2 separate regions of the Homo sapiens genome follow, and region 2 is linked to region 1. A link is a contact called in ENCODE Hi-C data. All regions are on one chromosome and are shown on one strand. The core of a region is the stretch at or near the end of the contact, and the rest is flanking DNA. Distances in the headings are between cores, read along the strand shown. Region 1 overlaps LOC105377161 (a long non-coding RNA gene). Region 2 has its middle 77 kb from the start of RYBP.

Region 1 (4,150 bases), core at 244-2,743:
AAAATGCTAAGGCAAATCCTGAAAAACAATGCTCCCCTCCAATAAGGGCCTCTTGGTTCCCTAGCTTGTCTTTGATATGAAAATGCAATTTTAAAAGAGGGGTGGAATATTTCCACATAGACAGCTGGCTGAGAGCCAGATGCACCTCTGCCTGATACCAAAGGAAGCCAGGTGTTTGCTGATGCCTGTGGAATCCAGGCACACACCCCCTGGCCACATCTTGTCATCCCAAGATGAGGCACTGCTCCTCAGTGCACCCCAGTCTGCGTGCAGCATCTGAAAAGTCAGGCTGGGGCCATTTGGCCCTGCCCTTCCCATCAGGCCCGCGGCCTTAGCAAGCTGGAGCCTGTTTGCCTAGACCTAGTGGAGTGGAGGCCTCTGCTGAGAGATCTGGAAGATCCTGTTGGGCAGGACCAACTTGATGGATGACCTGCTCATTGCCAAAGGAAGGCGGGGTGAGGGTGCAGATTCTCCTCCCCGAGACACCAAAACGTGCCCCAGGGGACCTTAGAAAATAACTGCTCTTCTCTCATACAGGGGCACAGAGTTGCTTCCTGTCAGATGGCAAATGGTAATCATGGTGGCTTTAAATATTCCCGCACAGCCTGGGGTGCCTGAAAGCATTTCAGAATCATGATGGGCAAAGCTGGAGGATACATTTTCCTTTCTTGTGCACCAGGTACGAAGACTCTCAGCTCCAGGCACAGCAGGAAAGTATGCCAAGTGCCTCTTGGCACTTCTCCTGGAAGCGTAAGGGGTCCCCTCCTTCATTCAGGCACCAACCTCCTTGCTCCCCACCCGCTAACTCTGCTATGGCCAGCCCAAACTTATCTTCTCTCCTGTTCACCCATACATCATCTTCCCTTCCTCTGAAAAACATTCCATCAAAGTTCACATTGCTCATTGCCTAGGGTTCAGCTTAATATTCATGGAGAAAATGATCTAATCAAACTACGTATTAACGAATAAGAACACCTTAATGTACTCAGCCAAAGGTATGAATCTCAAACAGCTGAATTTTACCATTTGGTGGCAGGCCAGTGAGCAGAGGCTTGTTTTGCTGAATGCCTTCCTAAAAAAAATCCCAAACCAGAACACCTAGCAACTGGAAATTGGCACTGCCCACCATAATTTCATAGGGAATATAATCTGTTAGAATGTTAAGGGAACTTGAAGACTACATCATAAAAATAGTAAACATGATTTGAGTAATTTTTATGCTGTACAAATTATCTTTTTTTAATCCATGCAATAGATATTCTCACCCCATTTTATAGATGCAGAAGCTGTGGCTTAGAGAGGTTAAGTAACCTTCCTATGACCACACTGCAACGGAGGAAGTTGAGATCTGAACCCTGAAAGCCTGGCTTTAGTTTGAACTCTTCTATGCATTACTGTCTTCCACTTCTTTTTGCAGCCTAGAACACTGAGATTGTATGAGGATTGGAGATACAGAGACTGATGAGTGAATGAGCAAGGCCAGAATCTTCCTACTTCTTGGCACTAGTTCTCTTTTATCAGAAAACAGGAAGTGCAATTCTATGAGTCACAGAGGTCAGAAGCAGGTAGGGAGAGCCTGACAATTACTTCTAACTAATTGGTATTCAATGTCTTTTAACCATGGCAACCTTTGTTCAAGTGAGATCTTACTTGGAAGTCCAATATATTCTGCAGATAAAAGTGAGTTCCTCGGGTTAAAGGTGCGAGAGGATAGCCCAAACTTTAATCTTGAACCTACAGTGGCCCCTGTGGCTTTTCCATGGAAGCCCTAGGCCTTGAGAAGCAGATCTGGAAAATCACTCCTTGTTGTTGATTGCAAAAATTGCCAAAATGCATTGCAGCTTCTCCCATCAAGAGGCAGAGCTATTTTCTCTACTCCCAGAACTGGGGTGGGCCTTGTGACTTGCTTTGACAGAATGCAGCAAAAGTGACATGGCGCCAGTTCTCAGTTGACGCCTCAAGAGACTTCATGCTCTTCTGTGCTTGCTCTTGGAACCCTTCCACCACCAAGTGAGCAAGCCCAGGTTGGCCTGCTGGACGGTGACAACCTCAGTCATCTCAGCCCAGCTCTCATTGTGCGAGAGCAGGATGGCCTGCTGGATGGCGACAGCCCCAGTCATCTCAGCTGAGACCGTCGCAAGCCAACCTGGCAGCTGATCATGCCCATCTGAGACCAGACCAGCCCAGTACAGACCCAAAGGACTGCCTGGCTGAGGCTGGCCAAATTGCTGACCTACACAATTGTGAGCTAAAGGTGAGTAAATGATGTTTTAAGCTATCAAGTTTTGGAGTCATTTGCTTTGCAGCAATAACTAATGGATATAGTTCCCTAATAGAAGAATCTCAAAATGACACCAAGGTCTTCCCCTCCGGTCTCCAAATGTGGAGGAATGGCACAGCAAGGAGTCCCTCCCCAGACATCCCCTATCCCCAATCCTAACCCAAGGCCCCCAAATCCACCTCTGCCTTAGGATGTAATGGGCAAAGGAGAGGCATCCCCAGCTGCCCTTATTCCAAACAGAATGACAATCACAGAGGGGAAATGAAAGACTCCTTTACATGATCCTACAAGAGCCAAACTTCCATCTAAAGAATTCAGTTGGAAATCCACTTGTGTGCAGCTGTTTCCTGCAAGTGCTTCAAGGCTTGTGGCATCCTCAAAGCCAGGGGTTGGGGGAGAAGCAGAAGGAAGAAGGGGAGAGGGCCTTAAAGGTTAAACCTGGCACATTAAAGCTGCTCAGAAAACACCAAAAAAATGTAAATGAACATTTTTAGCTGCAGTGGGAGAAAGGCAGCCCCGAGGCCGGGGGTTGATCTTTCAGAGTATCGGGCACACCGCAAAGCTGTCTCCATTTATTTACTTCTAATTGAAAGCTGGCGTGCTGAGGGTTACTCCACCCAGGCGTGAAGCGTAGCCATCCGTGAAAGATTTCCCAAGACCTCTCCCTCTGCAGAAGCATCCTTCATGTGCTTGAAAGGGAAAATGTCAAGGGGGCACTAAATTAAAACTCAGTTTTGTCTTTGAAAAATAGATTCAATCCTCAGTAGGACTTGGTTGGAGAGATACTAGCATTAGCATAATTTCTCAATGCATTTTATAGGCCAGTCAGAAAAAAAGGATATTCAGAAAATCTACCAGGAAAAAAAAAAAAGGTTTCATGGGGGGCCACACATGCTATTTTTCACAGAGAGAGACTCCTGGGACTCGTGGTTGACAATGGGTGGTTTTCTCGGTGAAATTTTACCTCTTCAGGGATGGTTTCAACACAATTGGTCAGCTGGTGGTAAATGCCATCCAAGAAAAATAAGTTGGCTGGCTTTCATGACTGTCATCCATATCCAAGTTCATTAGTTCACTCACTCATTCACTCCCTTCATGGATTCAGCAAACACTTATTGAGTCCCTGTGACGTGCGAGGCCCCGTGCTGGCTACTGGGCATACAACGGTGCCCATGACAGCCCACTCAACGCCTACAGTCTACCGGGAACGAGAGACAAGCCAGCGTGTTAAGAGAGTCCTCCATCTATGTGAGAGTACCCTCTGGAAAGCCTTCTGTGAGTCAGTTTTGCACATAAGCCAGATGGATTAAAACTCTGGCCCATTCAGTGGGTGCCCGTCAAGCAGCATTGGAAACATGTGAGCTTGCATGTGGCTGCCTACTTTGCTTCCTGCCTTTCTTCTTAGGCAAACTTTATCAATAGTGAATAAAGACTGGAGTCGGGCAGACATCCATCCAAATGCAGCCTCCATCTTACTATTGATACAGTCTCGGGCAAGACACCTGACTCTCAGAGCCTCATGTTGCTCATTGGTAAAACGAGGACAACAGCAGTCCTATGGCAGAAACCACCTGCCTCATCTTAATTTCCCTTTTTTTTTTAAGGAACAGAACCTTGGCATTACTAAGCACTGCAGTGAGCCTGGCCAAGAGACTACCTTGACCAGCCCACCTCATGGCTAGGTATGGCCATGAGAGCAATCTCTGGCCCATGAGATATAAGCAGAGTTGTTGGGTGGGATTTCTGAGAAAGTGTCATAAGGTGGGATTTGTTAAGCTGGCACTTAAAACAATTTTTTTGGCCTTCCTCCCTTCCTTCATAGTCAGAAATGTAGACATAATGGCTGGAGCTACAGCAGCCACATTGGAG
Region 2 (4,210 bases), core at 323-2,822, 110 kb before region 1:
ATCACTTGAACCCCAGAGGCGGAGGTTGCAGTGAGCCCAGATCGCACCACTATACTCCAGCCTGGGCAACAGAAAAAAAAAAAAGAGATGTTTTCATCCTTCATATTATTTCTCAAGATGGCATCTGTGAACAACCCAAATATCCATCAATAGTAGAGCAGATAAATAAACTGTGGCATAATCACACAACGGAATACTCCCCAGCATCACAGGGAAATGGAACTGCTACCCACAATGGCATGGATGAATCTCAGAGGTATAATGTTGAGTGAACAAAATCAGACAACAAAGACTACACACTGTAGGATTCCTCTTCTATAAAGTTCAAAAACTCACCTATCATGATCGAGTTACAAAATGGTTATCTTTGGCAGAGGGTATTGACTGGAAGAAGGCACAAAAGAGCCTTCTAGGGTGCTGGCCTGGCCTATATCCTGATTTGGGTGGTAGGTACGTAGGTGTACACATAGGTGCGCACGCATTGAGCTGTATTTTTAGCATTTGTGTACTTCGCTGTGTGTTGCATCTCAGTAAAGCAGTCCCCACCACAAAGACAGCTTCTGGATACAGGCAAGAGCTTAAACAGCTTTGGGTGCTGGAGAAGGAACCGCTCATCTGTGGAAATCCACTGGCCTTCCTGGAGAGGTCTTTCCAAGTAGTCGGCTTGTCCTCTGACGGCACCTGCTGAGGAGTGTCTGGTTCCCCTGCTCACATCTCCTTTGCTTTAACCTCCTGCGATGAGCTCCTGAGCTCAACTCCAGACCTCTGGTTCACCAGTCCTCTTAGCCTTTCAGCCACTACCCTCCTCCAGCTTGGAAACCCTTGGGGTCCTAAGGGCCTGTTGACCTGGACGTCTCTCTCAGCCATTTCTGCTACCCTGGCCTAGCAGCCACTCCCATCTGGGCCTTGTAAAGGAGGGGATGTGCCTCCCCTGTGCCAAAAGGGCTTTCTGCTTACCCCTTTTGTCTGACAGCAACTGCCTGTGATGTTTCCTCTCTATGCGCTGATGTCCTCCCGTTTCCTGGAGCAATCCCGGGAGAAGGGAGGGAGGGAAAGAAACTGTATTGACATGCACAGAAATAAGGCACACTGAGAGGTATTTTAAAATCTATTATGTCCCTTACCCTTGATTTCTTTTAGGTAGAGTCTGGTTTCTTTTCATTATGTGACTTGGGTGATTCAAATCAGCATGGTTAGGATAGAATCACGGTATTTTAGCAATGAAGAGGTTCTTAATCATCATTTCAAATTCCAAGAGGGACGATTTCCAATTGTGTGGTCCTAAGTACATGAACACATTTATTATCCTGCTTCCCACCCAGCCCCCAACACACATAAGCATCACTCATCAATCATTATGATCACCAAGAAGATGCCTCCCGACACATCCACAGTTCTAAATGTCCCAAGGCAGGGTTTAGCCTCATTTGTTTATTTTGCAGATAACGAAATTGAAGCCCAAAGCAGAAAAATGACTTATCCAAGCCCCTGACAAAACAGGGCCTGATTTCCAGTTCCGTGAGATTTGTAGGTCACCCTGTTAACTTTTGGTGTAAGTTTGAGGAACTAAAACGAGGCACTGCAAGGGAACTTCTGTTTCTTACTGAATTTCTGCTTTCCTTTCTGGCAGTAGAAGCTGTCCCATGTCACTTCCTCTTTCCCTCCCTGAGAGTTAGCAGATAGCGTGGTGCCAGAGCCATTGCTTCCCTCTCAAGCAGAGGGGCAGTGGAGGCATGTCTGAGAACTTGCTGGCAGACACACCCAGTGTGGACCTGCCCTATTTATCCACACTCTCCACCCTGACCACATTAGACAGATATGCAAACACTCAGCATCCGGCAAACCCCCCACCACCCTCCCGGCCAAGTCTCATCACAGATCCATAAAAGACAGTGAAAATACACCGAGGTCTGATTTATTCTACTTTAGATGCAAAGACTGCTCCATCCCATCACCCCATGTCATTCAGATACAGGCGGCTTGATGCTGGCAGCATGTGGAGCAAAGTAAGTGAGGAGGAGGTTCAGCACAGTGGCTGGGAACACAGGAGTTAGAGCCATTCGTTCATGCATTCATGTAAGCACTCATTCATTCATGCATGCAAGCATTCAAGCACTGGTTCATTCATTCTCCATTCCAGTGTTTATTGAGCTCTTACAATCGTTGGGTTCATTCTGGGCATCAGGTAACATGCTGGTAAACACAATAGATGTGTTCCCAACCTTGTGAACTTACAGTCTCTAGATTGAGCTCAAAACCTGGCCCTGCCACTGAACACCTATGTGGCCTTGGGTGAATTGCTGAATCTCTCTGAACCTCTACCTCTTCATCAATAAAACAGGAAAATAGAAATAGAGTTGTGAAGAGTAAGTATAAAAAAGGATGGGAAGGAACTAGCCCAGTTCCTGGTATATAATAGGTGGTAAGTAGGTCACAGTTACTATTATTGCTAAAAATTTAACATTCGATAGGAACAATCCCTAAATCCGTATACCTAAAACCTGGACATGAAATTTTGGCTAAGAGCTCTATATTTTACCTAAATTATGTATAATAAACCAGCTTTTTTCAAAGATGTGTAGTTGTATATCATAAATCAAATACACATATATATAAGGTGTATATCATAAACAAAAAACCCTATGTGTGTATAGTATGTGTGTGTGTATGTGTGTGTATCTTAACTGGCATGGTATCATAATTTCTATATTCTTTTTTTTTTTTTTTTTTTTTTTGAGGTGGAGTCTTGCTCTGTCGTCCAGGCTGGAGTGCAGTGGCGTGATCCCAGCCTGGCTCACTGCAACCTCCACCTCTCAGGTTCAAGCAATTCTCCTGACTCAGCCAACCAAGTAGCTGGGACTACAGGTGTGTGCCACCACGCCTGGCTAATTTTTATATTTCTAGTAGAGACGGGGTTTCACCGTGTTGGCCAGGCTGGTCTTGAACTCCTGACCTCAGGTGCTCCCCACCACCCAACCTCGGTCTCCCAAAGTGGTGGGATTACAGGCATGAGCCACCGCGCCCGGCTGAGAATTTCTATATTCTAATGTAAGACAATGATACTTTGTATGGATACACAATTTTAAAAGAGGCTTGGGCCAGGTGCTGTGGCTCATGCCTGTAATCCCAACATTTTGGCAGGCTGAGGCAGGCAGATTGCTTGAGCTCAGGAGTTCAAGACCAGCCTGGACAACATGGTGAAACCCCATCTCAAATACAAAAAATACAAAAAATTAGTTGGGCGTAATGGCACATACCTGCAGTCCCAGCGACTCAGGAGGCTGCGGTGGGAAGATCTCTTGAACCCAGGAGGCAGAGGTTGCAGTGAGATGAGATCGCACCACTGCACTCCAGCCTGGGGAACAGAGCAAGACCCCACCTCAAAAATAAATAACTAAATAAAAATAAAAACGAAAGATGCTTGGACAAAGAAAACATGACATAAGCCATGAGTCTTTTAATATTCTATTCTCTTCCTGGGCCTCCGCTCTTGACAGACACTTTACCTTATTTAGCCTCTGCTGCCTGGTCTTGAAACCTCTAAATAGATGGGTTATTTCAGGCTGGCCAAACCCTCGAAATTATTTGCCAGCAGCATTTTGGAAACATATCCCCTTACTGCGAGAAACAGCAGCCAAAGCAAAGGACTGTGTGGTTGCTCCCAATCCCCTTCCTTCTGAGCCTCTGCTTCGGCTGCTGGGTTCAGCTCACAGAAGGCACTGTAGGCGAAGGAACGAGTGTGGCTTTGAGGTCTTTGCCAAGTGCGTGACCCATGGAAAGTTACCAAGCTATGAGAGCCTCAGTTTCCCCATTGGTAAAGAGGGACATAAATGTCACTTTGCAGGGTTATTGGGATAATTGACTAGGTCAGTGATGAAAATAGTCACTCATAAATGGCAGCTAAGGGTCCAGCACAGTGGCTCACAGCTGTAATCCCAGCACTTTAGGAGGCCAAGGCAGGTAGATCACCTGAAGTCAGGAGTTCGAGACCAGCCTGGTCAACATGGTGAAACCCCATCTCTACTAAAAATACAAAAATTAGCTAGGTGTAGTGGCCATGTGCCTGTTATCCCAGCTACTTAGGAGGCTGAGGCACGAGAATCTCTTGAACCCAGGAAGCGGAGGTTGCAGTGAGCCGAGATTGTGCCACTGCTTTCCAGCCTGGGCAACAGGGCGAGACTGCATCTCAAAAAATAAATAAATAAATGGC

The links. A loop is a pair of places that touch in the nucleus more often than their neighbours do. Pooled maps may share reads with other maps.
Region 2: a pooled map shows a loop between it and region 1 (7-fold over the local background). The contact joins two enhancer-like sites. A Hi-C loop is called at or near these places in 4 of 37 single-sample maps with no recorded cell type and 11 of 50 pooled maps.

Annotation. Positions count from the first base shown.
Region 1 is chr3:72,627,903-72,632,052 of GRCh38, forward strand. All of the region lies in intron 8 of LOC105377161 (a long non-coding RNA gene), which reads right to left. Among named protein-coding and RNA genes, the nearest start is that of RYBP, 180 kb to the left of the region's middle. Within about 2 kb of position 1,494, at least 4 of the 41 ENCODE cell types and tissues checked have a DNase peak (open chromatin) inside an H3K27ac peak, as active enhancers do.
Region 2 is chr3:72,521,924-72,526,133 of GRCh38, forward strand. No RefSeq gene overlaps it. Among named protein-coding and RNA genes, the nearest start is that of RYBP, 77 kb to the left of the region's middle. Within about 2 kb of position 1,573, at least 9 of the 41 ENCODE cell types and tissues checked have a DNase peak (open chromatin) inside an H3K27ac peak, as active enhancers do.